Linked DNA regions of Homo sapiens: regions 2, 3, 4, 5, 6 and 7 are each linked to region 1. Evidence: chromatin loops called from intact Hi-C (ENCODE). Cell type or tissue: OCI-LY7. All regions are shown on one strand. Region 1 has its middle 11 kb from the start of MED7. Region 2 has its middle 130 kb from the start of KIF4B. Region 3 overlaps SGCD (sarcoglycan delta). Region 4 has its middle 42 kb from the start of PPP1R2B. Region 5 has its middle 600 kb from the start of KIF4B. Region 6 has its middle 32 kb from the start of HAVCR1. Region 7 has its middle 380 kb from the start of SGCD.

Region 1 (4,000 bases):
TCATTAATAAGTTATCTGTGGGTTACACTGAATTTTCTATGTTAACAACCATTTTCTGCAAATAACGACAGTTTTGTTCCTTCCTTTTCAATACTACTTTTTTTTTTCCTTACCATGCTGGTTAGGAAATCTAGTACGTATTTAATAGACATTTTGATAGCAGGCATCCTTGTTTTACTCCAGCTCTCAAAGGAAATTTACAGGTTTTCATCTTGAGTATAATACATGCTATAGGTTTTATGGAGCTACTATTTATTATATTAAGGAAGTCTTCTTCTATTCCTAATGTTCTAAAGGTTTTTTCTTTTTCATGGATAGACGCTAATTTATTTATTTATTTATTTATTTTTTGAGACAGAGTGTCACTCTGTCACCCAGGCTGGAGTACAGTGGCACGATCTTGGCTCACTGCAACCTCCGCTACCTGGGTTCATCCAATTCTCCTGCCTCAGCCTCTCAAGTAGGTGGGATTGATTACAGGTGTGGGCTACCACGCCCAGCTAATTTTTTTTGTATTTTTAGTAGAGACACGGTTTTGCCATGTTGGCCAGGCTGGTCTTGGTCTCCTGACCTCAAGCGATCCACCTGCCTCAGCCTCTCAAAATGCTGGGATTACAGGCATGAGCCACCACGCCTGGCCAATGCTAAATTTTATAACTGCCTTTTGCATATCTTTTGAGATGACCAAGTGATTTTTCTTCAATTTATATTGTTGTGACATATTATCTATTCTATATTCCTGAGATAAACACAGATTAACCATAATACATTACCTTTTATTTTTACATATTATTGGGTCCAATTTGCTAGTATTTTGTGCTAGCCTCATAAAAACAGTTGGGACATACTTCCTGTTTTTCTATTCTCTGAAAGAGTCTGTATAAGACTGAAATCATTATTTATTTATTTATTCATTTATTTTTGTATTTTTTTCTGGCAATGTTTGGCAGACTTGCCAGCAAAGCTATTTTTTGTTTGTTTGGTTTTGTGTTTTTGTTTGCTTATTTGCTTTTGCTAATCAGCTGACTTTAAGATTCACCAGTATAGCTATTTGAACTTTTAAGTTTTCTTTGTGAGAAGATTTTGACTATTGATCCATTTATTTTAATTGTTAGAGAATTATCCTGGTTTCCTATTCCTCAATCTGTATTGGTAATTTTCTAAGAATGTGTCCATTTTGTCTAAATTTTCTAACTTATTAAAAAATCCATATTTTACTTTTTTACTATAATAATGTCCCCCCTTTCATTTCTGCTATTATTTGTGCCTTCCTCTTTTTTTTTTTTTTTTTTTCGTTATCAGTCTCCCCTGCAAGTAGCAGTGACTCAGAGCCCCAGAATCAAGCACCACTTAAGCCTCCAGGGCACTCCTGCTGCCCTTTCAGATCAGATGCTTCTGCACAGATGTTTAGCGGGCCCTGAGTATGTCGCTTCGAGGCAAATGAGTTTCAGAAAGAATTAGGATGGGTCTCCACGGCACGTGTTACCTATGCAACAAACCTGCACGTTCTGCACATATACCCCAGAACTTAATATAATAAGTATAATAAAAAAAAACTAAAAGAATTAGGATGGGTCTTCTCTTTCATTCTCAGCGTTAGATGGTACCTACGCTATGCGGAGATGTGTATTATGTTTACCATTGTTAAGGAAATTGAGTTTTATGGAAGTTTTTTCTTTTTTGAGACGTAGTTTTTCTCCTGTTGTCCAGGCTGGAGTACAATGGTGCAATCTCAGCTCGCTGCAACCTCTGCCTCACGGGTTCAAGCAATTCTCCTGCCTCAGCCTCCCGAGTAGCTGGAATTACAGGCATGCGCCACCATGCCCGGTTAATTTTTTTTTTTTTTTTTTTTAGACGGAGTCTCGCTCTGTCGCCCAGGCTGGAGTGCAGTGGCACAATCTCGGCTCACTGCAAGCTCCGCCTCCCGGGTTCACGCCATTCACCTGCCTCAGCCTCCCGAGTAGCTGGGACTACAGGCGCCTGCCATCACGCCCAGCTAATTTTTTGTATTTTTAGTAGAGACGGGGTTTCACCGTATTAGCCAGGATGGACCCGGCTAATTTTGTATTTTTAGTAGAGACATGATTTCACCATGTTGGTCAGGCTGGTCTATGAACTCCTGACCCCAGGTGATCCGCCTGCCTCGGCCTCCCAAAGTGCTGGGATTACAGGCATGAGCCACGCCGCCCAGCAGGAAGTTAATATACGAAACCGAGATATACAGCTGATTAAACAGTAGAGCCCTAGGATTCTGGGGTGTTTTCCAACACCAACCATTTCTCTAATTCAACAGACAAAGTACGTATCTAATGATTCAATTTAATTCTGACACTAACTACCCAGAGTTAAGTTAGGGTAAGCAGTACCTCTGAGTTTCTTCATTTTAGTCTACTCTGCAACCAGCTACAGCTCTTAAATCTGAGGTAAGAGTGCCACTTACTGGTAGCCTCATCACAACGCAACTTGAAACCCGCTCACAAATTTAATTCTAAGTGCCAGTGGCATGCAAAAGAAAAAAGGCTCAGTACGGTATGCATATATTAAAACATTACATTGTACCTCACAAATAAATAATTTGTCAATTAAAAATAAAATAAAACTTAAGTGCTTTGTAGCCATTCTCCTATTTAATCCTTGGATTAATCCTATGAAGAAGCTTCTGTAATTTATATTTCTGTGATTTTTTATTAGTAGCTTTGTGAAAACACTCCAAAGTTTAGAATCCAATTACCTACATCATAGCCCACCAGCCAAATCCAGCCTGCTGTCTGATTTTGTACTCTCACATCTAAGAATAATTGTACATGCTAAATAGTTGGAAAAAATCAGAATAATTCACATATGAAAATTATTGAAATTCAAAATTCAATGTCCATATAGAAAGCTGTATTGGAACCGAGCTCTCTTGTTTATGCATTGTCTATGGCTGCTTTCGACCCACAGCAGTTGAGTAGCTGCAATGGAAACTGTACAGTCCTCAATGCCTAAAATATTTACTAATTGAATCTTTACAAAAGAGTTTGCCAATTCCTGACCTAGATTCCAACCTGAGCAAACCTAAACTCTAATCCTCAATTTTCATTACTCATAAAATGGGGATAATACCTACTAAGAGTTTTTAGGAAGATTAGAATTATAAGCACAGAATCTCCTTAAGATACTCATAGAAGTCTAAGCTAAGACATAAGCACCTTAATATGTTCAAAGGGAACTCATAGTTTCCATCTATAAATCTGTTCAGCCCAGTATCAAGTAGTATTTGCAAGCATGGATTTTAGGGTCAAAATATTGGCTCCACTCTTGGTTTCGCTACTTACTTACCTACGTGACTTAGTAACAACATGAGGGAATGGAGAGGCAATGAAGTATGAAGGTTGAGTGTTCAGGCTTGGAAAACTAGAATGCCTAGTTTCCATCCTGGCTTTGCCACCCACTAGTCAGTTAACCTTGGGTAAATTACATAACTTCTCTGAGCCTCCACTTCCACATCTGAAATATGAGTGTAAAAAGAATACTGATTTCATTCAGTAGTTGTAAGGCTAAAATGACTTTATTTATACAAAGAGATTAAAACATTGCCAGCAACTTACAGCCATAAATACCATCAGATTTAGAAGGTTCTTCACAGGATTGTTCTAAGGATTAAATAAGAGAACAGCTACAAAGCACTTAGCACCATTTGCAGTACTTAGAAATCTATCAGAGTACAGCTAGTACCCTTCCTACTGATTCTCTGTATTTTAGTAAAATCTGATGAGAAATCAATTGCAAACATAATTTCTCATCAGATTTCAGATAAAAACCCAATTCCTTCCCTTGGTTCTCTAAATCATGCACATCTGTCCTCCACCTGCTTCTGAAGCTCCAACCTCCTCCCTCACCATATTGCAGCCATAGTAGCCTTTCTCATCCAAATTATGCCAACTTTCTATCTCCTCATGAGATATTTGCACCTGCCGTTCCCAGTAACCTCAGGGCTCAGTGCATGAGTTGAAGCTGC
Region 2 (4,000 bases), 2.0 Mb before region 1:
TTTCTGTTCCTGCGTTAGTTTGCTGAGAATAATGGCCTCCAGCTCCATCTATGTTCCTGCAAAGGACATGATCTCTAGTTTTTCTTAATATTTTTAAAATAAATTTTATCTTGGTTTTGAAAGTTAGATATGCTCACTATAGAAAATCTGGATAAAAGAAGAAAAGTAAAACCATGACAACAGAGATAGTTGCTATTAACAGCTTGGATTTTCTTCTGGTCTTTTTATTCTGTGCCCAGAAATATTACAACTACGTACACGTACACATTTGTTTGGATATTGGAATCCTGTTACACCTGTCATTTTATGCCTTGCCTTTGACTTATTAGAATAGCATTCATTTACTTGACATGCCTTTATGGAGCATCTTCTACATGCCAGGTGTGAGCTGAGTCCCATAGTCAGGTGGGGACAGTGGCATTCAACAAATAATCACAGTAGTAAATGCAGAGTCAGGGACTGTGATAGTAACATGGAGGAAAAAAGATGATAGGAGGCAGGGGACAAGGAGATCTGATTTAGACTCAAGAGTTAGGGAAGGGCTTTCTGGGAGAAGAGACACTTAAAACTGAGTCCTCTGGACTGAGGAGGCTTTTGCCAGGAAGTCGGGGCTGAGGTGCAGGCAGCATCCAATTTGCGGGCTATGAGTGAAATCCCAGAGCCAGCAAGAACTTTCCAGGGCTGTGGGGCTGAAAGAAGGTCCCCGTGCCAGGTGGGAGCACAGCAAGGGAGAGGAGGCTGGCAAGAGGCAAAGCTGGAGAAAAGGCAGGACCTAGAGCCTTAGGGCCATATAAAGGTTGGGGTGGGCAGGGGCGGTCTTTATCCTCATACCAAGTGAAGGCAGTGACGGGTTTTAAACAAGGGAGGATCCTGATCTGCTTCACTTTAAAATGATCATTTAGGCTGAATTGAGGAGTATGATGGGGGGCAGGGGAGGAGGAATTTAATTTAATTTATCATTACACATTCTGTTACACAAGTTTTAATGGCAACATATTATTCTATTTTCTCAATATGCTGTAATTTAAAAAATTCCCTGGTTTGGTGTTATTTTTGTTATAACTTTTGAGGTAGTGAACATCCCTACAGTAAGTTATTGAGCATAGCAATGGTGATTGCCTTTGACAAAATCCCTAGAGGTGGAATTGTTGGCTCAGAAGGTGTGCATAGTTGTAAAGCTGTTTTTCTACATTTCTAAATTGCCCCCTGAAAGGCTGTATGAATTTTAGCTCCCCCAGGTAGGGAATAAATGCACTGATTTCCATATTCCATGGCCAACTCTAATTTAAAAAGTCTATGCCATGATAAGCTAAAAAGGAGATCTCGTTTTAATTTCCATTTCTTTGATTACCAGCATGAGAGAACATTTTCATAAGCATATAAGTCATTTACAGTTTTTAAATTGCACCTGACCCCACATATTTATGTTTCTGGATCAGAGCTCCTTCTAGCATAGCTCTCACCTCTTTAGGATGTTTTCTAGGGGTTTCATGAGCTTTCCAGGCCAGGCTGACTTTAGCTCCAGGGAGACCATCTTCAAGGTTCAAAGATGCTGACAGGCATAAATGACCATCCTGGGAGTGGGAGACCTAGGCATTTTTATTTACCATAGAGACTCATACAAAAAGGACAAAATAAATAAATAAAAAGATCCTAAGATAGAGATATTTTTCATATTCTTCCTTCTGTTAATATATAAGACGACTGGGTACTTTGTTTAGATCAGTGCTATCTGCTGAAAACAGGAGGCCTGTATGCAATTTAACATTTAGTGCCATAATAAAAAAGAAAGGTGAAAGTATTTTTGATAGCATTTAATTTAAACCAGTATATTAAATATGATCATATCTATACATAATCAATATAAAAATTAATGATATTTTATATTTTTTCTCATACGAAGTCTTAAAATTTAGTGTGCATTTCACATTTAAGCACATCTCAGATAGGCCTGGGCACACTTCAGGAGCTCAATAGCCCTACTGTGGCCTGTGTGATTGTTGGCCAGCATGAGTCTGGATGGTGGCCTGGAAGGCATGACATAAGATTTATAGCTTCATGAGATTTTAGAGCTGGAGAGGAGTTTAGTAAGCGAACGCTCACTAGAGACACTGAAGGGAGAAGTCTCTGCCAAGGCCACGTGGCTGGGCCGTGGTAAGGAATTGACACAGGTCTCTGCTGTCCCAGTACCACTTCTTCCGTTTTGGGATTATCGGGAGGTAATGAAATGCAGGCCACACAGTGAACTCTCACTAGAGGGTGAAGATGACGTCGTGGTTGCGGTGGTTCTACTATGCACAACACCGTGGCTACATTAAAATAAAAGAAGTTTTAAGCCCTACTCCCCGCACGAAGCAGAGGAAGGGTGAGCAGGGAGGAGATCCTCCTGTCGTGTCCATTCTGAGCCTTAAGTATATTTCTGTTTTTCAAGGCAAATAGATTCTGGTCCACTTTTAGAAACCTTAATCTCGGTCTTCGTTGTGTCTGGTGAATACATGAGTGACCAGCAGGTGGTGCCAGAGACAGTTGGTAGCCAGGGAATGCCCTAACTGTCCTCGGCTGGGATAGCTGAGGTCACTCACTGGCTGGAGTTGAGCATCTGGGGCTCACATGCAGACGTGATGGGAAACTGGATCCTTTTAATATGAAAAATGGGTAACTGTAGAGCTAATTCTTATTGTATAAAAATAGCACTCATTTTTTTCACTTTAATAGATATTTATCAGGCTGGGTGTGGTGGCTCATGCCTGTAATCCCAGCACTTTGGGAGGCTGAGGCGGGCAGATCACCTGAGGTCAGGAGTTTGAGACCAGCCTGTCCAACATGGCGAAGCCCTGTCTCTACTGAAAATACAAAAGTTAGGTGGGTGTGGTGGTGTGCACCTGTAATCGCAGCTACTGGGGAGGCTGAGGCAGGAGAATTGCTCGAAACCCGGGAGGCGGAGGTTGCAGTGAGCTGAGATTGTGCCACTGTACTCCAGCCTGGGTGACAGAGTGGGACTCCATCTCAAAAAAAAAAAAAAAAATTATCAAAAGCCAATTCCAGATCTGGCCAGGAAAAGCATAGAGAAAATCCTGGAGGAGATAATTTTGAAGGACTGGCATTAAAAAGGAGTGTAAAATATGTCCTTGATAAATGTTATATTGATTACAGGTTGATGTGATAACACCCAGAGTGTAACGCAATCAAGAGAGTTAAAGGAAAAGTGGTAGAGAAGTTCTTTGTGGAAGGAAAAACATGAAGGAGGATTAACTAATCGTGGATGACTTCATGAGGTGGCCCTGAGGCCCACCTGTGGTGTGGGGATGAGGAGGACTTTAGTAAGTGGTCAGGATGGATGAAGTGAGAGGGTCAGGGAAACTTAGACCTAAGGTTGGGAGGGACCGCAAATATTTCACGATCTGACTCCCACTACTCACATTTGATGCTCGAAGCCCCTTCTTAGAACAACTACTAGGTGGAGATGTTTGTCTTTGAAGGGACAGCCTGTATGAGTCCGCTTAAGAAAAACCCAGTTTGGCAGGCTTTGTGAACTCAGAGGTTATAAGCAAGCAGCCTCCAGGCTAAATCTAGTCCACACAGGTGTGCAGCATGGCCTGCATAGCATTTTACACAATTTTCAAATTAGTGATTAATATGTGAGCGTCTAGACTTACCATGGAAACATCCAGGTTTCTGACTGGAGGTGCACAATGGGTGTCCCCTGTGGTCAGGACAAGTGTCTCTCTGCTTGTTTGGCTTTGTGTTCTCTGCTTGACCTGGTAGCTTTAGAGTTTAAAATCTTTAGCTTAACTGCTTTAATCGCCCTAAGATTTCCATGTTCTCTGTGAGCACAGAATTTAAGAAAGCAAGAGTATATATATTCCTCTTTTTAAATAAACCTCCCAATGAACAGATGTAAAATTTAGGAGATAATTTATGTGGAATAAGATAAAAAGAGAGGATATCATTTCTTAAAATGTTTGAGATGAAAAGAAAGTAGAATGAAACAAAAATCACA
Region 3 (4,000 bases), 460 kb before region 1:
TACAACAGTTTTTACCTGAAATAAGTTGAGAACCAGAAAGTACATTTTTTAAAAATATCAGCCAAAGGGGTTCTTATTTTTTCCTCAATCCAGAACTTTCCATGGTTTATTAGACTATAATATGAATGAGAGTAAGACGATCAGATCTCAGGGAAAACTAGATAAGCCTGTCTAATTTCCTGGCCATGGGCTATGTGCCATGTTGGGCTAGATGTCCTTCCTTGTTTGCTGTCCTTCAGTGGCTGTCACTAACTTGAAGGTAAAATTTCAAAGCAATAGCATTCATATACAATCTTAGCCATTGGTCGAGTCATCTCCCATTACCCTTTCCCCCTCCTTTCACCTTTTCTTAGTTGTATTTCTTCCTCTGCCCTTTCCCTATTTTCCATTCCTTCCACTAAGCATGTAATTCCTGCTGTCATATTTTAATTTCCAATGTTCTTTACACTATGGTGGTTTCCTTTTATAGCATCCTGTATTAATTTCATAGAGATACTGTCTTCTTTTTTCTTTTTGAGTCTATTAATAATAGTTTCTCTCAAGTTTCTTCTGTTTTCCACATTAAAAAAAAAAGAAAGAAAGAAAGAAAAATTCAGGTCTCTGGCTTTCCAATTGGAGCTTTATCAAATGGTTGGTGATTCATGGATATCTATTGATTCTTTTTTTTTTTTTTTTTTGAGACAGAGTCTCGCTCTGTCACCCAGGCTGGAGTGCAGTGGCTCAATTTTGGCTCACTGCAACCTCTGCCTCCTGGGTTCAAGTGATTCTCCCGCCTCAGCCTCCTGAGTAGCTGTGATTACAAGCTCACACCACTACACCTGGCTAATTTTTGTATTTTTTAGGAGAGAAGGGGTTTCACCATGTTGGTCAGGCTGGTCTCGAACTCTGGACCTCAGGTGATCCACCCACCTCGGCCTCCCAAAGTGCTGGGATTACAGGCATGAGCCACTGTGCCTGGCCCTATTCATTTTTAAGAATGAAGCAGTAAGAGTCTGCTGGAAAGTTTTGTGTACATAGATGGGACTTATTGGGTGGCAGGCTTCTAGGTAGAAGCATGAGCTGGGATTTTTAGGTGGATGCTTTGTGTCAGTGCATTTTGCATTGTCATAAAGGAATACCTGAGATTGAGTAATTTATAAAGAAAAGAGGGTCATTTGGCTCACAGTTCCACATGCTGTGTAAGAAGCATGGCACTGGCATCTGCTAGGCTTCTTGTGAAGCCTCAGGAAGCTTTTACCTGTGGCAGAAGACAAGAGGAGCCAGCATGTCACATGGCAAGAGAAAGGGAATAAGAAAGAGACACCGGGCTCTTTAAAACAACCAGCTCCCATGTGAAATAATAGAGTGAGAACTCCACTGTGAAGGCACAGTAGAGTTTATTTATTAGGGACCTGCCCCCATGACCCAAACACCTCCTCTAGGCCCTGCCTCCATCACTGGGAGCCACATTTTAATATAAATTTGAAAAGGATAAATATCCAAAGTATATCAGACCCCAAATGTCAGAATCTGTAGGTATTTTCTCTTGGGCTGGTCATTTTCCCCAGAGAGAAATCCTAATCCCTTGCTTGGGATACATCTGGTTGTCAATATTGTTCATATTGGAGTGTTGGAGGTTTCACTCTTAAATATGTAAGTTTTCATATAATTCCATTTTTAGTCCAGCACTGTTACCCTCAGCTGTCCTGGTATCACAGATTCCAGAGTTAACCTCAAGTCTTAAACAGTAAGGGTGGTCTGGTTGCCAGGATGTACATAGTGAAGAAACAGTCTCTAGGGGTCTTATGGTTTCTCACAGAGACCTAAACAAATCTTCCTGAGTGCAGCCCCACCAGATGCTCCCAGCCACAGAGGTGCCTGGTAGCTCTGATTCCTGGGCCTGGCCATGAATTTACAGCTTGAATCAACCCACAGCTCTGTCTTCACCAAACCCACAGGCTCTTAGCTTTTAGCTTCCCGTCATCTGCCAAGGAAATTACTATTTGTTGCTTGCTTTTCAACTTCCAAAGCATTGTTGACATGTTTCTTCTGTTCTTACTTCTTCTCTCTCCCTTCGTCCCTTCATCCTTATGGGTTTGGGTCATTTTAGGGTCCATTTATAGCCATTGTATGAGTGTTTCAGGAAAGAGCAGAGGTAGACAAAGGTGTTCAGTTCAGCGTTTAATCAGAAGTCCTCTGTCCCCTGTCCGTAGGCTTTAGATATCCTGCCCTTCTCTTGTTTGCTGTAGAGTGCCTTAGAGCCTTTATGTTGCCGTTCTCTTTTCTTGAAGCACTCGTCTCTACATTTTTCTAGATAATTCTATTTATTTTTCAAGTCTCAGCTTTAATGTCTTTTCCTAACCTAAGGACATCTTTCTTGGTACACCCTAGGCTCACTGTACTTCCCCTATTACACACATACGCAGTGCCCTACACGTCTTCATTTTTGGATTCATTGACTGAAATGTCTTCCACCTTTGCCATTGTCTGCAAGGGGTTTCAAGTTAGATGAATCATTACAAATCCATTCCCCTCAAAAGTGTGTGTTCAGCCAGCATAAAGATAAGTAACTGTCTGCAACACATTGTTTATGAAGGAGGGCTGTCAAAGCTTTCCTGGGGTCTGTAGTTATGCCTAAGCACATATTTATCTCATGCCTTTCTTTTTTCTATTCATAATATATCATTTCCGAAAGAGAATAATCCATTCCTCTTTCATTTACTGAAAGCAGTTTTAAAACTTCACATTCCTTTTTTGTTCATGGGCTGTGCAATAGTCACGCTTCAGCAGAACTGTGCTTAATTTGAAGCCCCTGGCCTACGGTTCCTATTCATCTTCTCAAGCATGGTTGTCGTAATTCACAGAGGAAGGCCAAGTCCTCTTTTACCCAGTTATACCTTTCATTGCCGCTTCCTATTCACAACGGAAGATGAGTTTCCAGTTCTTTGAGCTTTTTTCACAAATATAACCTGACTCGTTAATGATAATTTTCCTTGCCTGGCATCTGGGCTCAAACACACTCACTCCAGAATAACAAAGCACAGAGGAATTTGAATCCCTTGACAATCCAAGCACCATATCCCTAACCTTGAATAGAAAATAGATGCTAATAAATTCAGGGTCTTAAAAATGTGAATTATAGTCACTTCACACTTCGTGGCAGCTTCATGCTGAAGAAATAGCTTAAAACTTAATTACAATGCTTGTCCCTTCCTTAAGTGCAGATGACATTCTTCAGATAGATTTTTGCCATGACATGTGAGGAACAGAGTTTAGAAGCTAATAAGTTATTCATGATGGAGAATATTGACTGTGTACTGATTAAAGTGTTGACACCTTCCTAACATAATGCATCTGTCTATTAGTGTATGGTTCTCCCTCTGGCCCTCATAGAATGCTCTTTGGGAAATGATGAAAATGCCATTCAGCCTTTGAATGCAGATGTATGTATTAATAGCAAATGTGCCTGATGAGTGGGATTAAAATGGAGAGCAGAAGGCGTTAGGCTTCTTCTGATTGCCTACCCCTGCAAATGACTAGGCTGCTCTTTGATAGCCATTTGTGAGACACACAAACATAATGGATTGGACATGGCCCACTTTTGGCATTTGAAAAGCTATGACAACACATTCAATACTTTCATGGCTAATTGTAAAGCAAGAAGTCAACTGGAAAAGGATGATGTATGAAGGATTCTCTTCCCCGTTACATATAATCCCATAGCGTGAGCCATGCAGCAACTAAGTTAAGAACAGGTAAAGGCATAATCCCCCGTCTTTGTGCAAGGTGTGATACTGTTACAAAAAGAGAATTTTCTTCTTTATTCTTATGCCTTAGGATGGCTCAGGAGTGAGAGGGGCAGAGACAAAAGTGAAACAACTTGATATAAGAAAGCAGTTTCTAATGGACTGAAGTGGTAAACGATCTCCCATAGTCACGGACATCCCATCACTGAGAGACTCAAGGCAAGGGGAGACTATCATAGGAAGACTATCATAGAGATGTGTCAAGCATCAGAAGG
Region 4 (4,000 bases), 240 kb before region 1:
CCTGCCAAAACAAGAGCCTTCTTAGTTCTCCCTCTCTTCATGGCCCTCAATTTGAGAGAAATCTCTTCCTCTCAGTAACAATGTCTCAAAAACTCAAGAAGAGACCCCAAAGCCGAGAGCCAGCTAGCTTTGACAGACTGCATTTCATCTAGTTTCAGGAGCCACACACTTCCTTCCCTTTCTCCCACTCTATTTCTGAAAACCACAGGTTAAAAACACTGGGAAGCATCCTGAATGTCCATCAGTAAGTGAGCAGTTAATAAAGTCTGGATTCTCCATGCAGCCAAGCACTATTCACTTAATAAACGATGCAGACGTATGCCAAATCAGAACCATCTCTATACTCACTGTTAAATGAAGACACAACATGGCAAAACAGCGTACATTGCATTCTACCATTTAAGCCAGGAAAGGGACTCTAACTGCTCATATTTGTATCAAAAAGCTCTGGATAAACACTGTTTTTAAATAGATCAATTTCAGAAAGCAGTGCCCATAGGTTTGCCCCAGTCACGTATAAGTTAGGGGTAAAGGAACTTATAATAAAAATTATTTCAGTCACTACTTCTATATATGAAAACTGAAAAAGACTAGTTTTCTGCTAATGTTTTGATACCATACCTTTTTTTTTTTTCAATTGCACACGAAGAGATTACTAACTCTGATTTTATTCCACTGGGACTGTTCAACATTGTATTTCCACCATCCACAGCAGTTAAATAATGAGTTATAAATGTCACAATCATAATGAAATTCTCAGAATGAATTCTGTAAGGTCCAAAATAGGTTTTCCTGGCAGGATGGAGGAGGCCAAGGAGAGGGAAGGTAAGCATTCACAGTGGAAATGTCTGATGTACTCAATTTGATTTTACAGAGCAATGGAAGCCCCCACAAACCTCAATCTCAGAATTTACCATAATTCCATTCAACAAATATTGTTGAGCCCCAGTGTCTGGGAGAGTTTAGAATTAAATGCAATAGGAATCATTTGCAATGTTTGGCCAGGCGCAGTGGCTCACACCTGTAATCCCAGCACTTTGAAAGGCCGAGGTGGGCAGATCACTTGAGGTCAGGAATTTGAGACCAGCCTGGCCAACATGGTGAAAACCCGTCTCTACTAAAAATATTTTTAAAACGTAGCCAGACATGGTGGCAGACACCTGTAATCCCAGCTACTTGGAAGGCTGAGACAGGAGAATCACTTGAACCCAGGAGGCAGAGGTTGCAGTGAGCTCAAATCGTGCCACAGCACTCCAGCCTGAGCAACAGAGCAAGACTCCGTATCCAGTATCCAAAAAAAAAAAAAAAAAGAATCATTTGCAATGGTGCTTGCTGCCAAATTACCTTACCGGGAGCCTCTTTGGAACTTCCACACAAATAGGGAATTGTTAGCAAACTCCGACCTGGGCAACTCTCTCTGTGCAGAGAGGAAATATGGCTATAAATAGCCACTCCAGCCTCATTCTCCCTATGATGAGTTCACGAGGGATCTGTGAGGCCCTGCATCAGGTGAGTCCACCAGATGCAGGTCCTTGAGAGGCAGAAGGCATGCAGCAAGTCCTGGGAGTGGCTGAGAAGGGCTAAAAGTTGAGCCTGGGCCCTGACTGTAGTAGGGACTAGTAGTAAGCCATGTCAGTTGCTATAGCAGCATCTGAGAGCTTGTTAGAAAAGCAGAATCATGGGTCCTATCCAAGCCCTGAAGGATCAGAATCTGCATTTTAACCAGACATCAGATGATTGACGTGCATAATAAATTTGAGTAGCCTTAATGTTGAGTGGCACTAATGATAAATGCTTGCCGTGTTGAACACAAATAAGCAAGAAAGAAGAGTCCCGCCCTTTTGAATCTAGCCATGTAAAATGTTCAAAACTTACTTTCTCAAATCATGGCATGATGCAGATGCTTTGGAAAGATACTTCTGCAGAGAAGCATGGCATCCCTACTTAACCCAGGTCAAGGGGAGGGGAGCTGCAACAAAGGCTCTATTCCTAACTTCCTCACTGTCTCCATCTGATGGCAGGCAAGTTCTTTTCTTTTTAATGTCTGTTTGCATTGCTATAAAGCAGGCAAGTTCTTTGCCCTTTCCAGGGACCTCATTTCCCCAACATGTAACATGAAGATTTCAGAACTAGACCATCTTCTAATCACCCTCCTAGGCAGTGACGGTCTCCAGTCTACTCATAAGAAGAACTGTCTCTGCTGTGAGGTCTCCAGATCCCAGATAAAAACATCCTCAACCTCCCTTTTTCATTCACCCTTGAATTAGACAAGCCCTTTCTTGCCAGAGCCCTCCTTTGATCTTTTTGGCTTTCTTGGTTGTGTTTAGCACCCTTTACTCTGCCAGAGGACCTCACTTTTTCTTTGAGGCCAGCTGGTCTGTTTCCTGGACTCTTTTCTTCAGTGAGTCGTGTTAGACATGAATGCCTGGAAGTCAAGCTTTTGTCAGGAGAACACACTGTTTCCCAAAAAGAAAGATCACACACACAAACACACACATTTGTGAAGATGAGTAGTTTATCTTGTTTGGTATTTGTGACAGTGTTAATCATCGTAGTTTTCCAAAACCCACGGCGGCTATAACACAGCTGATTATTCTTTACATAGAATTCTAAGGTTAAAAAGTCTCCTTAAAGATCAAGTACCCCAAATTTTATTTAATTATCCCCTTTACATACCCTGACACATTATCTTTCAGTCTCCATTTGACCACCCCATAGAGGCAACCAGTACTATTTCACCTGCTCTCTAGAAAGTTTGTTCAGTTTATGAATCACTCATCTTCCCTCTGGTCCCTTCTACTCACTGGGACTGGTTCTTCCTCACAAAGCCTCAGCACACCCCTCTTCTTCAGAGGAGGCATCCAGTTATTGTTCTTCTGTTAAGCATCCCAGTTCTTCCATCACTGTTTAAACTCTTTTTTTTTTTTTTTTTTGAGACGCGGTCTCACTCTGTCCCCCAGGCTGGAGTGCAGTGGTGCCATCTCGGCTCACTGCAAGCTCTGCCTCCTGTGTTCACGCCATTCTCCTGCCTCAGCCTCCCGAGTAGCTGGGACTACAGATGCCTGCCACCATGCCCAGCTGATTTTTTGTATTTTTAGTGGAGAAGGGGTTTCACCGTGCTACCCAGGATGGTCTCAATCTCCTGATCTCATGATCCACCCGCCTCGGCCTCCCAAAGTGCTGGATTACAGGTGTAAGCCACCGCGCCCGGCCATTAAACTCTCTTTAGTAGGTTCACAACACTTTTAAAGAGTAGCACCTGGACTTGAAATCAGTATTTCAAGGATAGAAAAGAGCAGGATCCAATCATGAGTGTTTTGCTGATTCTCTTCTTTGCAAAGGAACTGAAACTATTATGTGGCAGGATGATTTACTGAGATACTAGGTAACGTTTTGTTCTTCCTGTTTGTCACACCATGCCACCTAGACCAATTAGTGAGACCTTTGTTCTCCCATACCTCTGGGGCAGTTTGTGTTGCAAAGTCAAGAGCTATGCTGTCCTCCCAACACTGGCATACTTGACTTTGGTTTCCCAGGATCTTCTACACCTTGGCAAACTTGAGGGATGGCAAGAAAAGCAGAGAGATAGCAGTGCCTTTGAAGCAAGAGAACTAAGAACAGATGCCCCAAGAATGAAATGAGATGAAGGTGATCCACAAGGTGTTGGAAACCTTTGCAAATGTGGTACTTAAGAGATGTGAATGATGTTTGATAGGAGAATAGCTGTCTGGGGAAACTAGGGAGGCTGGGCTGTAGTCATTGGAGATTCCACCTAAGCTTGGCAAAAAAAGCAACTGAAACATTTGTCTTCAAGAGACCCCACCTACCCCACCTCAGGCTTGGTAATGAAGAGGCCATGATGGATTGAAAATGAAGGAGTCTTTCCACCATTTTCTAGCCACAACTTACATCCCCAAAACTTGGATGTGACCCCTGCAAAGGGGAGGGGAGCCTCCAAAAATCACTGTAGGTTACTTTTCTTACAGCCCTTCTGTAGGTT
Region 5 (4,000 bases), 1.5 Mb before region 1:
TGCCTCACCCAGTTACCCCTAGTGTTAGAATCTCACCTTGCCATGGTAAATTTGTCAACATCATTATATACCTTTAACTAAACTCAGGCCTTTATTCAGATTTTACCAGATTTCTCCACTACTGTTCTTTTTCTGGCCCAGGAGAGAACCAAGGATGCCACATTGCATTTAGTAGTAATGTCTCTCCCCAGCCTCCTCTGGTCTATAATGGTTTCTCAATCTTTCCTTGTTTTACTTGACCTTGGCCATTTTGAGGAATACTGGTCAGTTTTACATTTTTGTAACGTGGCCCTCAGTATGTGTTTGTCTGATGCTTTCCTCACGATTAGACTAGGGTAATGATTCTGGGGAAGAATGCCACAGAGATGAAGTGCCCTTCTCATCATATCACATCAGGGGGTACAAAATATTAACATAACTCTTTGCTGGTGATGTTAACCTCGATCATTTTGTTATGGTGGTATTTACCAGATTTCTCCACAGCAAAGTTACTATTTTTTCCCCTTTCCATACTCTTTTCTTTGAATACAAGTCACCAAGTTCAGCCTATAGTCAAAGAAGGTGAGAGATTAAGCTTTACTTCCTAGAGCTTAATAATAATATATACCTATATTATTTGAAATTTTTCTATAAGGAAGTTTTTCCCCTTCTTATTTACTTCTTGTTCATTAACTCAATCTTTTATTTATATCAGCATGAATCATTATATTTATTTTATACTTGTGTTATAATCCAACACCATGTTACTTATTTTGGGTTCAAATTCTTCCAGCTTTGGACATTAGGAGCTCTATCAGGTTGGATTCTGAATCTCTTTGACATGTCTCCATTCTTTTTCTTTTGTTTTAAAAGTAGAAGTACTTTATGTTTATGGATGAACATTTTTTACATGAAATACTGGCACCCATGCTATGTATGGGGGTTTGTTTCCTAAATAAATATGAGTTTTCAATTGAATTCAGCTAGGTTTAGACACAGCCTGAGCTTTAATGCTAGAAAGAACTACTGAGGGAAGCTTCTGGAATCTAATTCTTTGAAGATTTCTCAAAAACAAAAAAGTTTCATACTACCAAAAGTTGCACATAGGGTACTGGTGGTGGGGCCAGAGATAATGTTCTATGATTTCTGAAATTTTTTCTTCTCATTTTATTTTATGCTATTTCCCCCCTTTTAATTGATACATAATAATTGTATATATTCATGGGACACATATGCTATTTTTGATACATATAAGATATAATGATCAAATCTGAGTATTTAGCTTACCCATCACCTCAAACATTTATCATGTATTTGTGTTGGAAACATTTCAAATCTTTTCTTCCAGCTATTTGGAAATAAACTTTAATTCATTATTAACTGTAGTAGTCACCCTACTGTGCTATTCAACACTAGAACTTACTACTGCTTTCTAACTGGTTGCTTGTGTCCATTAGCCAACCTCTCTTCACCACCCCCCTCCACTTCCTAGACTCTGGCAGCCACTACTTCAGTCCCTACTTCCATGAAATCAATTTGTTATCTCCCACATATGAGTGAGACCATGTGATATTTGTCTTTCTTTGCCCAGCCCATCTCACTCAACATATTGACCTCCATCCAGTTCCATCATGCTCCTGCAAACAACAGGGCTCCTTTCTTATGGCTAAACAGTATTCCACTGTGCATATACAAGACAATCTTCAACCGTTCATCCGTCCATGGACATCTAGGCCAACTCCATATCCTGGCCACTGTGAAAAGTGATATAATAAACATGGGGGTGCAGGGTGCAGGCAGTTTTTGTTTTTAGCATATCTTTAAGACACTGCAAGGTGCTCCAGGCTCATCATGTGTTTTCCCTGGAATCATGGGATCAGCCATTTCTCCATGGGGCCGTGCTTCTTTTTTACTGGAAAATCATAGAAAAAGCAAGCAAGATCTGGGCAATGGGTACCCAAAGGCATATTACTGGGTCAAAAATACTCTCCCAGGAGGGCTCATGAACCACCTGCACCACTTGTGTATTACCCAGGGGTTGCCAGCAGGGGTCACCAAGTGACTGGGTTGGGGGTGTGATTGTATTGACAAATTGGGGTTAAGGACACCACCACAATCTTCTGGTTGGAGCCCACCTTACAAGCAGGCAGAAGATACTAGTATGGTTTGAGAGGCAACAGTAAGTCCCCTCTTTCCTCACCATTCCAAAATATCTTCCTTTCCCTTCATAAGATTCCTGAAATTCCTGCATTGGAGTTTTAGCCTTTTAGTCTTTTAAAAATAGCTTCCGATTAAAATAAAACCAGACTTTGATTAAAAATTATCTTTGATTCCCGTTTAAAATGTAGATAAATCACTTGCCTCCAGTGGCCTCAAATTTAATCAGAGTTGGATCATAGTATTCATCTAGAGTTTAGGCTTTGTCCTGCAAGTCGTCAGGGAGCCCTGAATATTTTTGGCATGATCTGCAATGCATTTTTAGGGTGATAATGTTGTGGTTCATATGTATATGTGTGTGTGTGTGGTGTGTATGTACGTAGGTGTGTAAATATGTATATGTATATGTGCCTGACACCTAGTGAGAGCTATAGAGTATTTGCTATAATTAATGTCATTAGTAGTAGTGGTAACAGAACATTCTAACCATAGACGGCTCTCTCCAAACTTCCTGCTGTTAATTTGTGACACAGTGTAAGAACAAGTGTGTATATATACGCACATACTTCCATTGACTTCTCACACCCTATGAGGTTAGTACTATTTTTATTTCATTTTACAGGTGGAAAAATTGGGGCACAGCAGGGAAATGTAACTTGTCCAAGGTCACACAGCTACTAAATGGAAAAGACAAGATTTAAAGCCAGGCAGTCTGGCTCCAGGTTTCTGGTTCTTAACTATGCTCTGTGCTACTCATTTGAATGTCTGTTCTCCTCTGCCTTCTTCAAGAGAATGCTCCCAAAATGCCACCTAGCCTCATCCCTGGCTTTCATGTCTCCAGAATTTCATATTTCAAGATCCTCCCTTACCAAGATTATTTTTCACAGGCTATCCCCAGCATTGCCCTATCCCCATGAGCCCTTAGGGTCTTTCTCATTTTCTTTATCTTCTCTTTCCCCACTTATCACTGCCTTAGTGGTAAATGAGTTGATATGATTAAATACCTTTCTTTTGGGGCAGGGGATGGGAGGGGATATTTTGTTTTCAAAATAAGGCTACTAGTATAACCCAAAGGAATACATTCTAATGACAAAACAGATGTCAATAAAAGACAAGTGATAATAATAATAATCAGCAACTTATCTTGGCTTAATGTAAACACTCAATAAATGCAGCAGTTAGCATTTATTGAGTGACTGCTTTGTGCCTGATATTGTACTAAGTACTTCACGTAGATACTTTCTTTTGATTCACACAGTAATCCTAGGAGTTTAGCACCATTATTATCTCTCTCTACAGAGAGAACTTGAGAAGTTTCCCCAAGGTCACACAGCATGGAAAAGCTGGAATATGATTGACAATGGTGAGTCTGTAAGAGGCTTCACCCTTGAACTTGATAAAGTACTCACTGTAGTATACCTCAAATGATACCACACCCACAGACCCAATTTCATCTAGTTCGGTGCTGTGCAGAAGCTGTTTGTAGAGAAGGAACACTTAGAAATTGTATTTCCTATCTATTATGGATCAGTAGTTCTACAAAATACATTAACAATGAATTATATGATCACATTCTTGGATGTTATGCCCACGTCAACTTGTTATCCAAGTCTCTCAATGGTTTCTCCTAGTTTTAAACTTACCACAGTAGGTTGGTAACCAGCAGGTCATGGACTGGCATCAATCTGTGAATCATTCTCTGAATGGCACTGGTCTAATAGTATCCTTTTCACAAATGTGATTCACTAAATGTATGTCTAGATATAACTGAATTTTTATTTCTTTGTAAAATTTGTGTTAGACTCTTTGTTCCAACTGTTGGTTATTAAACCCATAGACATTAGACATTAGGTAGACCTGGCAC
Region 6 (4,000 bases), 100 kb before region 1:
TCACAGCCCTGTGGAAAGCCCCTTGCTGCCAAGAGGTTCCCTTCTCCCCCTCTTTTTCCCCTGCCTATATCCTTCTGTCCTCCCAACAAACCTGACTCTCGAGCTATACCTGACTTAGAATAGTGTCACTGAAGCATGTTAGTGAATGTTAACATAGAATTTGGTGATGGGTAGCAGGTTTAGCTTTTAATATGCAAAAGTGGTTTTCTAAGATTGGGACTCTTTTCCAAACAGACATCTTCATAGAGCCCTTTTCCTTTCTTTTTTAAATTTTTAATAAGATGGAGGCTCACTTTGTTGCCCAGGCTGGCCTTGAACTCCTGGGCTCAAGTGATCCTCCAGCCTTGGCCCCCTAAAGTGCTGGGATTACAGGTGTGAGCCACTGTGCCTGGCCTGTAGATTCCTTTTCATCCAGCACCTGGCCAGACCCCTTGCACATCTCTTCAGCCTTGCTTCTCTTCATCTCTCCTCACTCACTAGTTTTTTACTCATTGGAACACAACATCCTCTCTTTTAATACACAAGCTTCCTGCTGCCCCACAGCCTTTGCATTTGTTTTCCTTCCACTAGATTTTCATGTGGCTGCCACCTACACATTTTTCTTGGTTTCAACTTAAATGTCACCTCTTTCCTAGAAGCAGCCGCTGACCAACCAGCTAAAGCTACACCACTTCCTACCCCCCAACAAACACCCTCTACCTCAGTGGTTCTCAACTGTGCCCGCAGGGACATTGTCAGTTGTCACCACTGGAGGATGTGACTGGCATCTAGTGGGTGGAGGCCAGGGATGACGCCAAACACCTTACAATGCACAGGACAGCCCCCTACAACAGAGATTTCTGTCCCCAAATGCCATAGTTGAGAAGCCAGTCTCTATCACAAGATTCTTTCTCTTAGTAATAATCAGTATCAGAAGTGATAGGTTTTGTATTTCTTCCCTACTAAGCTCCTTAGAACCTGGAGTTCAGGGTTGTTTCCTGAAGAGCACCTGACACCTGTGTGACTTGCCACAAATTTGATCCACTTTGACTAGAGCTCACAGCAAGTTGAAGATGGCTGACCCAAACTAAATGATGAGCCAGAGAAAATATCGAGTCGGTTTTCAAATTTGTTCCATTGCTGTTTTGTTAAAACAAAGCTGTTTTGTTTTCAAGAGACAAACAAAAAAAAACTTTTATTAATGAGTATGCATATAAATAAACCTAGACAACCACGAAGAGTCCCTCACAGTTTCATGTATTCACAGAATTATTTCATCTTTAAAGCCATCAGTGAACAATTAGTTCTGCTACTTGTTAAAGTTGTGCAAAATTTCTCAATTTAAACATACAGTCTTAATTATACCACTGTTCTAATGTCCCAAGACTGATTGGAGGTAATGGAATCTCAACAATATCTTAAATAGTAATTTAAAAAATTCATTGCGATCTACAAGACTAATATATCTAAAGGAAAATAATTCATATTCACTAAATTCCTCCCCTTTCTTCCTTCTTACCTATTCTCCCTTTCACTTGACAATTTTTTTCTACAGTATATGATGATGGCCAAATTACCCAATATCAACTGTTTCAAAAAAGAAATGTTATTTTAAAAGATACCATACAGCAAGAGACTTATAGGTGTAACACCATTGAAATTATTTGCTAAGCCCTGGCCAGGCACGGTGGCTCACACCTGCAATTCCAATACTTTGGGAGGCTGAGCAGGCAGATCACTTGACATCAGGAGTTCAAGACCACCCTGGCCAATATGGTGGAACCCTGTCTCTACTAAAAATACAAAAATTAAGTGGACATGGTGGCTATCCCAGCTACTCAGGTGGCTGAGGCAGGAGAATTGCTTGAGCCCGAGAGGCAGAGGTTGCAGTGAGCCAAGATTCTGCCACTACACTCTAGCCTGGATGACAGAGCCAGACTCTGTCTCAAAAGAAAAAAAAAATTATTTACCAAGCTGTGTTTTCGTAGTGTTTTTTAATTCTCCAAACTGCTTCAGTATCTGTAGTGTTTTTTACATTTCAAAGACTTCTCACATGTAACATTTCATTGGAATTAGCACTGTACATCATAGTTGATATGGAAATTATTACATCTACAGATGAAGAAAATGTAGACGTAAAGAACCATTTGCTCTAATGTCATCCAGTGTAACTGCTAAGAGTTAGGATTAGACTCAAGTCCTATCCCTAATCCTGTATACTACCCTAAACTCCTAAGCCCCCATACATTGTACTGCACAGAATGCTACTAGTGACTGTACTCATGCATTCAAACAAGTTTTGGAAATGTGTTAAGCAAAGCTAACCAGATTCCTGGAGTATTACGCATCATAAATCCTCAGGAAGGATCCAGAGAATAGGGCAGTTGCCATAAAGTTAAAAGCCCCACAGGTGTCAGGCAGGTAACAAAGGTGAGCATGCAGGGAACATAAGGATTTGGGGATTAGAGGATGCAGCCCCATCTAGTGGGACCCTGGTCACATAGCAATCCAGTCCAATCTTGCCAGGTCTTTCCAGAGAAACTACAAATCTTGGCTTTAATTTCAAATCTCCAATTTTGTGCATGTTGCCTCAAATTTAAGAAAAAAAGACACTATAGCTTTTAAAAAATAAAATTTTTGACCAGATCGGGCTGGCCACATTTGGGAAAACTGAAATACCATGTATCACAATCTTATTTGCCCACAGAATTTTCCTTCAAAGGACCTATAAATTTCCTAGAATGATAACTGCGTTAAAAAATGTTGCCTCTGGCTGGGCGCGGTGGCTTATGCCTGTAATCCCAACACTTTGGGGAGGCCAAAGCGGGTGGCTCACCTGAGGTCAGGAGTTGGAGGCCAGCCTGGCCAATATGGTGAAACCCTGTCTCTACTAAAAATAAGCTGGGCGTTGTGGCGGGCATCTGTAATCCCAGCTACTCAGGAGGCTGAGGCAGGAGAATCACTTGAACCTGGGAGGTGGAGGTTGCAGTGAGCCAAGATTGTGCCATTGCATTTCAGCCTGGGTGACAAGAGCAAAACTCCATCTCAAAAAAACAAAAACAAAAACAAAAAGTTTCCTCTGAAAGCAAGCATCCTGTTGCCCCAGACAACTATGGTATGGGTAGCTCTGAACCTCAACCATGAATTATTTCAGAGTTTACTCAAACTGAAATTGAAATTAATACCCAGCCTTAACTGTTCATGTAGAAATGTTTCTTTTCTGACAAATCTAGCCCTTGCAAATCTATACTTAGTAGAGAACAGTGTTTCTCCATGTTGGTCAGGCTGGTCTCAAACTCCCGACCTCTAGTGATCCACTCACCTCAGCCTTCCAAAGCCCTGGGATTACAGGCATGAGCCACCATGCCCGGCCGGCAAATATATACTTCTAAACAATTATACTGGTTTAGTATAATTGTTTTTTATATATTTTTATACTGACTAAAGATATCCTTACAATAAGCCTAATTGAATTGTAAAAAAAAAAAAAAAAAAAATACAGGAATTGATTAGATATGAGAAAGACACTTTGCCTTTCCAAAACAATTTTATCTTTTTTTTTTTTCCTTAAATTTTTTTCTTAATAGAGATGGGGTATTGCCATGTTGCCCAGGCTGGTCTCAAACTTCTGGGCTCAAGCTACCTGCCCACCTTGGCTTCACAAAGTGCTGGGATTACAGGCATGAGCCACGGCGCTAGCCTCCTAAACAATTTTAAACATGAAAGTGGTTTGGAGGCGATTTAGAATTTGGGTCAAAACTAGTGAGTTTCAAACACTTATATCTGCAATGTAACTTATAAGGCAGAAAAGGCAGACTTTTCCCTACTCCCGCCTTTTTTTTTTCTTTTATTGCTGATCTTCTTGGTTCTAAAAATTTGTTCAGAAAGCCTGATGGTTGTTTAAATGCTTAGCACCATGACACACGTGTAATAAAAATTGCATAAATGGACCAGGCACGGTGGCTCATGCCTGTAATCCCAGCACTTTGGAAGGCCAAGGAGGCTGGATCCTCTGAGGTCA
Region 7 (4,000 bases), 1.2 Mb before region 1:
AAAATTTAATTACATTACTATAGTACTAAGGTTTTTCTGAATGCCTCTATGTTCAATACCTCTATGCTCAATGTCTCATACATTCAATGCCTCTATGTTCAAAGTCTCATACATTACTTATCATTACCTATATTATCTCATTTAATCCTTATAATAATTAATTGATGAAAAAAGTCAAGCTATACTATAGGAGGTGAAGTAGCTTTTCTTTAAGACAATGTTTCACAATCTATTTCATATTGTAGCATACTCAGAAAATGAAAATGTATTTGTTGTACACTGGGATAAAATGTAGCAGAAGTAAAAGGCCTCCTAGTGCAGAGAAGGTCACCCATTATTAGCACAATGGCAAAAAATGCTCAGATCTAATGGAGAGTTAGGGGAGGATACTCAAGTCTGTCTGATGTCAAAGTCCATGTTCCTGGTGGGTAACTCCTATTGGAGCAGCCTTCCCACAGATAGCAATGACAAATTCTGCATAATATATTATATATGTAATATAGTATTACACATATACATGAACAGACATGAACTATGTGAAGATAATGGAGACTGGACAAAAGCAAACAAATTGGAGGAGAGTCAATACTTGAAAGAGGGGTATGGCAGTGGATAAGTTTTGTTTTTATAGCATTTATCTATCATCTATGTATCTATGTATGTACGCATGTATGTATGTATGTATGTATGTATGTATGTATGTATGTATCTATCTATCTATCTATCTATCTATCTATTGTCTGCCTACCTACCTAATCAATCACGTGGGCTAAAACCCTCAATCTTTCTGGCATGAGGAATTTGAAAACAGAATTTGGGGCAACTTGAGAAGTTGAAAAGTAGGAGAGAGAGAATTCTAGAAAGGACAGCACAGTAGTGGAAGCCCCAATTCTTCATATAAACTCTTGTCAAATCTCTGGTTGACCCCTAAACTATGCAAGTATGAAGGCTAAAATAATTGAACAGAGATTTCAGTGGCTGCCCAATGCAATGGAGGCAGAATTTGGAGTTTCAATAAAGTCAAGTGTTGGCTAAAATAAACAAATAACAATGACAGAAACAGATTTCAGAGGAACAGAACACAGATAGAAACTATGATGTACAATATGCAGGATACCTATCAAAATTCCTAGACACAGACATATGAACAAATAGGAAAATGTGAAGATACTTAAGGCAATAAACCAAGGCAACCCCAAGATAATCCAAATGTTAGAATTAGCAGCAAGGATTTTAAAACAGGTGTTATAATTATGTTCAACCATGTAGAGTACAATGTGTTCATAATGAGTCATCATAGTCTATGTTCTTCATGAACATTCCATAATGCCTCCTAGACTTTTGTTAGTGTGTTTTCCACATAACAGATTTAAAAAGTGAAGGACAGAAAAGTGTCTTGCCTAAATTATTTGTACAGCTATGATAGAGTTGAGGACAAAGTCCAGGTAATCTTATTCCCTAAGTAGATTTTCCATAGAGGTTAGGAGCTCAGATGCCATAGTATATCTGTCTTGGTTTGAATCACTTACTAGCTATATTAATATATTTAATTAATCTAAGCCACCTTTTCCTTAAATAAATTACTATGAGAACTACACATGCTATTGCATATAAAATGCTTGACAAAAGTGTTTGACACATAGTCCCCAATAACATTTTTGTTACAATCACTGTTGTCATCATCATTATCATGCCATCCTATATTCATATGTGGAATTCTGCTTTATTGGTGAAATTTAATTACTACATTAATTAGTGAAAAGGGAAGAATCTACCCTGGGAGTCTGTTTCTTCATGTATTTATTTAAAATTTAGTAAGCACCTACTTCGTACAAGAAACTGTGCTTGATCTAGGAGAGACATAGGCATATATAAGACATGATGGTTGTTATCAATGGACTGTAATAACTAATTTTAAAAATTAAATAATTTGCATAGAAGGGAAACCAATAAACTCCAGAACTATATTTTTCTGATTTTTCATAGTTGGTATAGATGAGATGATTAAAGTTTCACAGGTGTAATAATCCCCTTAATGTCAGTAACAAATAGTCATCCAGTTCCTCTTTGGGGGTTGCTCAACCCTACAGGAAGTGGAAGCAAATTATAGAGCCACTCCTCTGAAAACATGTACACACCAACACAATTTTGAACTCAAATGTAGGGATTTACTGACTCTCAAACTCTATTTACAGACTCTCCATTGCAGACACCTCTACTTTTAATAATGCAAAACTGGCTCCTTCAAAGTTACCCACTTTACTGTAAAGCAGCCCCTTTATTGTCGAATAGCTCAAAGGTGAGAAAAAACTTCCTCAGAGCTGAAATTTGCATCTTTGAACCTTCCACCTGTTCAGTGGTCCTCCTTCTGTCCTGCAGAGGGCAGCCTGCACCATTCTGCATGACCACAGCCCTGCAAGTATTTGAAGATAGTTTGTTCTGCCTTGGCTGTCTCTGGGCTGAATGTCTCCATTTCTTTCTGTGGTTATTCATTTCTCATGGGATGCAGACCATTTATCAGCCTGATTGCCTTCCTCTAATTGTGCACTAGCTCTGTGAGTTGTTTCCTTTAGTCACACAGTAATATATACTTACTGTAAATTAAGATCAAACCAAAACCCAAACAAAGGAAAAATTATAGGGTTTTGTATGGGGGGATAAAAGTAAATGTGTATATATGTATTACTTAGGCAAATCACATTCTTATGAACGATGATTGTTAAAGGTTTGCAGATGCCATTCCAGACAATGACTAGGCATGTGCTGTGCATTTATCTGTATACACACGTGTTTTTTTCCTACTCAAATTGCACTGTTCTCTAGCTTTTAAAAGCTTAATCTATGATAGACATTGTTTTACCTTAAGCTATAGATTACCTCGTTGGGTCACATGGCATCAAAAGTATAGAGTTGAGAACAGAACACAACATTTTAATTATTTAACTTAGAATCAGCGCTGTTGTTACAGTCATAATAGTTTTATTTGTTCAACAAATATGTATTGAAGACATACTGTGTTAAGTGCTGCGATAAGAACATACACTGTGAAGATATGAACCTTACCCTCAAGAAACTCATTATCTAGTGGCAAAGACAGATAATCTGACAAAAAATGTGGTAAGTTTATGATTGCACTGAATTTGTTTCCAACTTCGGGTCATATTTTCTTCTCCTTGTCTTTGTAAACTAACCTTTAGCATATCTTTTTGAAGTTAGGCTAATCTTTAAATACATGATCTTTTGTCTTCCCAAATACATGCCTTTGAAGATGTAAGAGCCATGCAAAAAAAAATAATAATAATAAGGGAGTGTAAATCTCACCATATAGATGGTGGCCCAAGTGAACAAACACATACCGAGAGTTTTTCTAGATACCAGTGGTTTTATTTGTTTCTGATTTTAGGTACCAAAAATAAACCACATCAACAAATAGATAGAAGTTAAGTTTACAGATAAATTTCCACTTGTTTTCAAGAAGAATTAATATCAGTTAGAACTGTCTACAAATGAAAATTTTGAGAACCAATGAGGTCTGTGTTATTGGATACATTCAAGCAGAGTTTGTAAAACCATGTTAATACTGCCAAATGAACTAACTGGCTTGGAGTAGACATTCAGTAAATATTTGTAGAAGGGATGGAAGGAGAGAAGGGAGAAGACAAAGGACAAGAGGCAATAGGGAAGGGAGAGAGAACTTTTAGTCATTCATTCAAAAATATTTATTGAACATCAACTCTGTGCCTGGCTCTGTGTTAGTTACTGGGAAAACAGTGGTAAGAACAATAGAGATGATCCCTTCCACTCATAGGATTTACAGTGTAATGGGGAAGACAAAGACCAAGTAAAAACATCACACCAACATGCAACTACAAATGATGGTAGGTTCTGGAAGGCAAAAGCCTGAGGAGCTGTGAAAGCATTTGCAGAGGACGGAACTAGCCTGAGGCTTCAGGGAAGACTTCTCTCATGATTTAAGTCTTCTGCTGAGCCAGCAAGTGGA

The links. Hi-C counts contacts between places; a loop is a spot of excess contacts. Peaks named below come from ENCODE experiments on the same cell type or tissue, not always from the same donor. Only the 100,000 strongest peaks of a DNase experiment are listed, where the experiment ranks them.
Region 2: it touches region 1 in a loop (11-fold over the local background); 16 of 110 quality-filtered maps call a loop at or near these places.
Region 3: a loop joins it to region 1, with 3.0 times the contacts of the local background. A loop is called at or near these places in 3 of 110 quality-filtered maps.
Region 4: it touches region 1 in a loop (14-fold over the local background); 7 of 110 quality-filtered maps call a loop at or near these places.
Region 5: it touches region 1 in a loop (10-fold over the local background); 15 of 110 quality-filtered maps call a loop at or near these places.
Region 6: it touches region 1 in a loop (7-fold over the local background); 7 of 110 quality-filtered maps call a loop at or near these places.
Region 7: it touches region 1 in a loop (15-fold over the local background); 22 of 110 quality-filtered maps call a loop at or near these places.

Annotation. Positions count from the first base shown.
Region 1 is chr5:157,129,763-157,133,762 of GRCh38, forward strand. No RefSeq gene overlaps it. Among named protein-coding and RNA genes, the nearest start is that of MED7, 11 kb to the right of the region's middle. In OCI-LY7, CTCF peaks have their summits at 2,436 and 2,642; DNase peaks (open chromatin) are centred at 1,389 and 2,439; H3K27ac peaks cover 755 bases.
Region 2 is chr5:155,137,291-155,141,290 of GRCh38, forward strand. No RefSeq gene overlaps it. Among named protein-coding and RNA genes, the nearest start is that of KIF4B, 130 kb to the left of the region's middle. RefSeq lists a silencer at 2,846-3,003. In OCI-LY7, CTCF peaks have their summits at 2,489 (motif pointing right) and 2,711; a DNase peak (open chromatin) is centred at 2,511.
Region 3 is chr5:156,670,614-156,674,613 of GRCh38, forward strand. The region is part of intron 7 of SGCD (sarcoglycan delta); the gene reads left to right. Among named protein-coding and RNA genes, the nearest start is that of PPP1R2B, 180 kb to the right of the region's middle. In OCI-LY7, no CTCF peak of the experiment used is centred here; no DNase peak of the experiment used is centred here.
Region 4 is chr5:156,890,299-156,894,298 of GRCh38, forward strand. No RefSeq gene overlaps it. Among named protein-coding and RNA genes, the nearest start is that of PPP1R2B, 42 kb to the left of the region's middle. In OCI-LY7, CTCF peaks have their summits at 2,032 (motif pointing left) and 2,236; DNase peaks (open chromatin) are centred at 1,593, 2,033 and 3,373; H3K4me3 peaks cover 1,736 bases; H3K27ac peaks cover 4,000 bases.
Region 5 is chr5:155,614,959-155,618,958 of GRCh38, forward strand. No RefSeq gene overlaps it. Among named protein-coding and RNA genes, the nearest start is that of KIF4B, 600 kb to the left of the region's middle. In OCI-LY7, CTCF peaks have their summits at 2,028 (motif pointing right) and 2,254; a DNase peak (open chromatin) is centred at 2,023.
Region 6 is chr5:157,024,785-157,028,784 of GRCh38, forward strand. No RefSeq gene overlaps it. Among named protein-coding and RNA genes, the nearest start is that of HAVCR1, 32 kb to the right of the region's middle. In OCI-LY7, CTCF peaks have their summits at 793 (motif pointing left), 995 and 2,470 (motif pointing left); DNase peaks (open chromatin) are centred at 617 and 2,457; H3K27ac peaks cover 1,274 bases.
Region 7 is chr5:155,941,629-155,945,628 of GRCh38, forward strand. It overlaps a transcript of SGCD not described here. Among named protein-coding and RNA genes, the nearest start is that of SGCD, 380 kb to the right of the region's middle. In OCI-LY7, CTCF peaks have their summits at 2,376 (motif pointing right) and 2,579; a DNase peak (open chromatin) is centred at 2,383.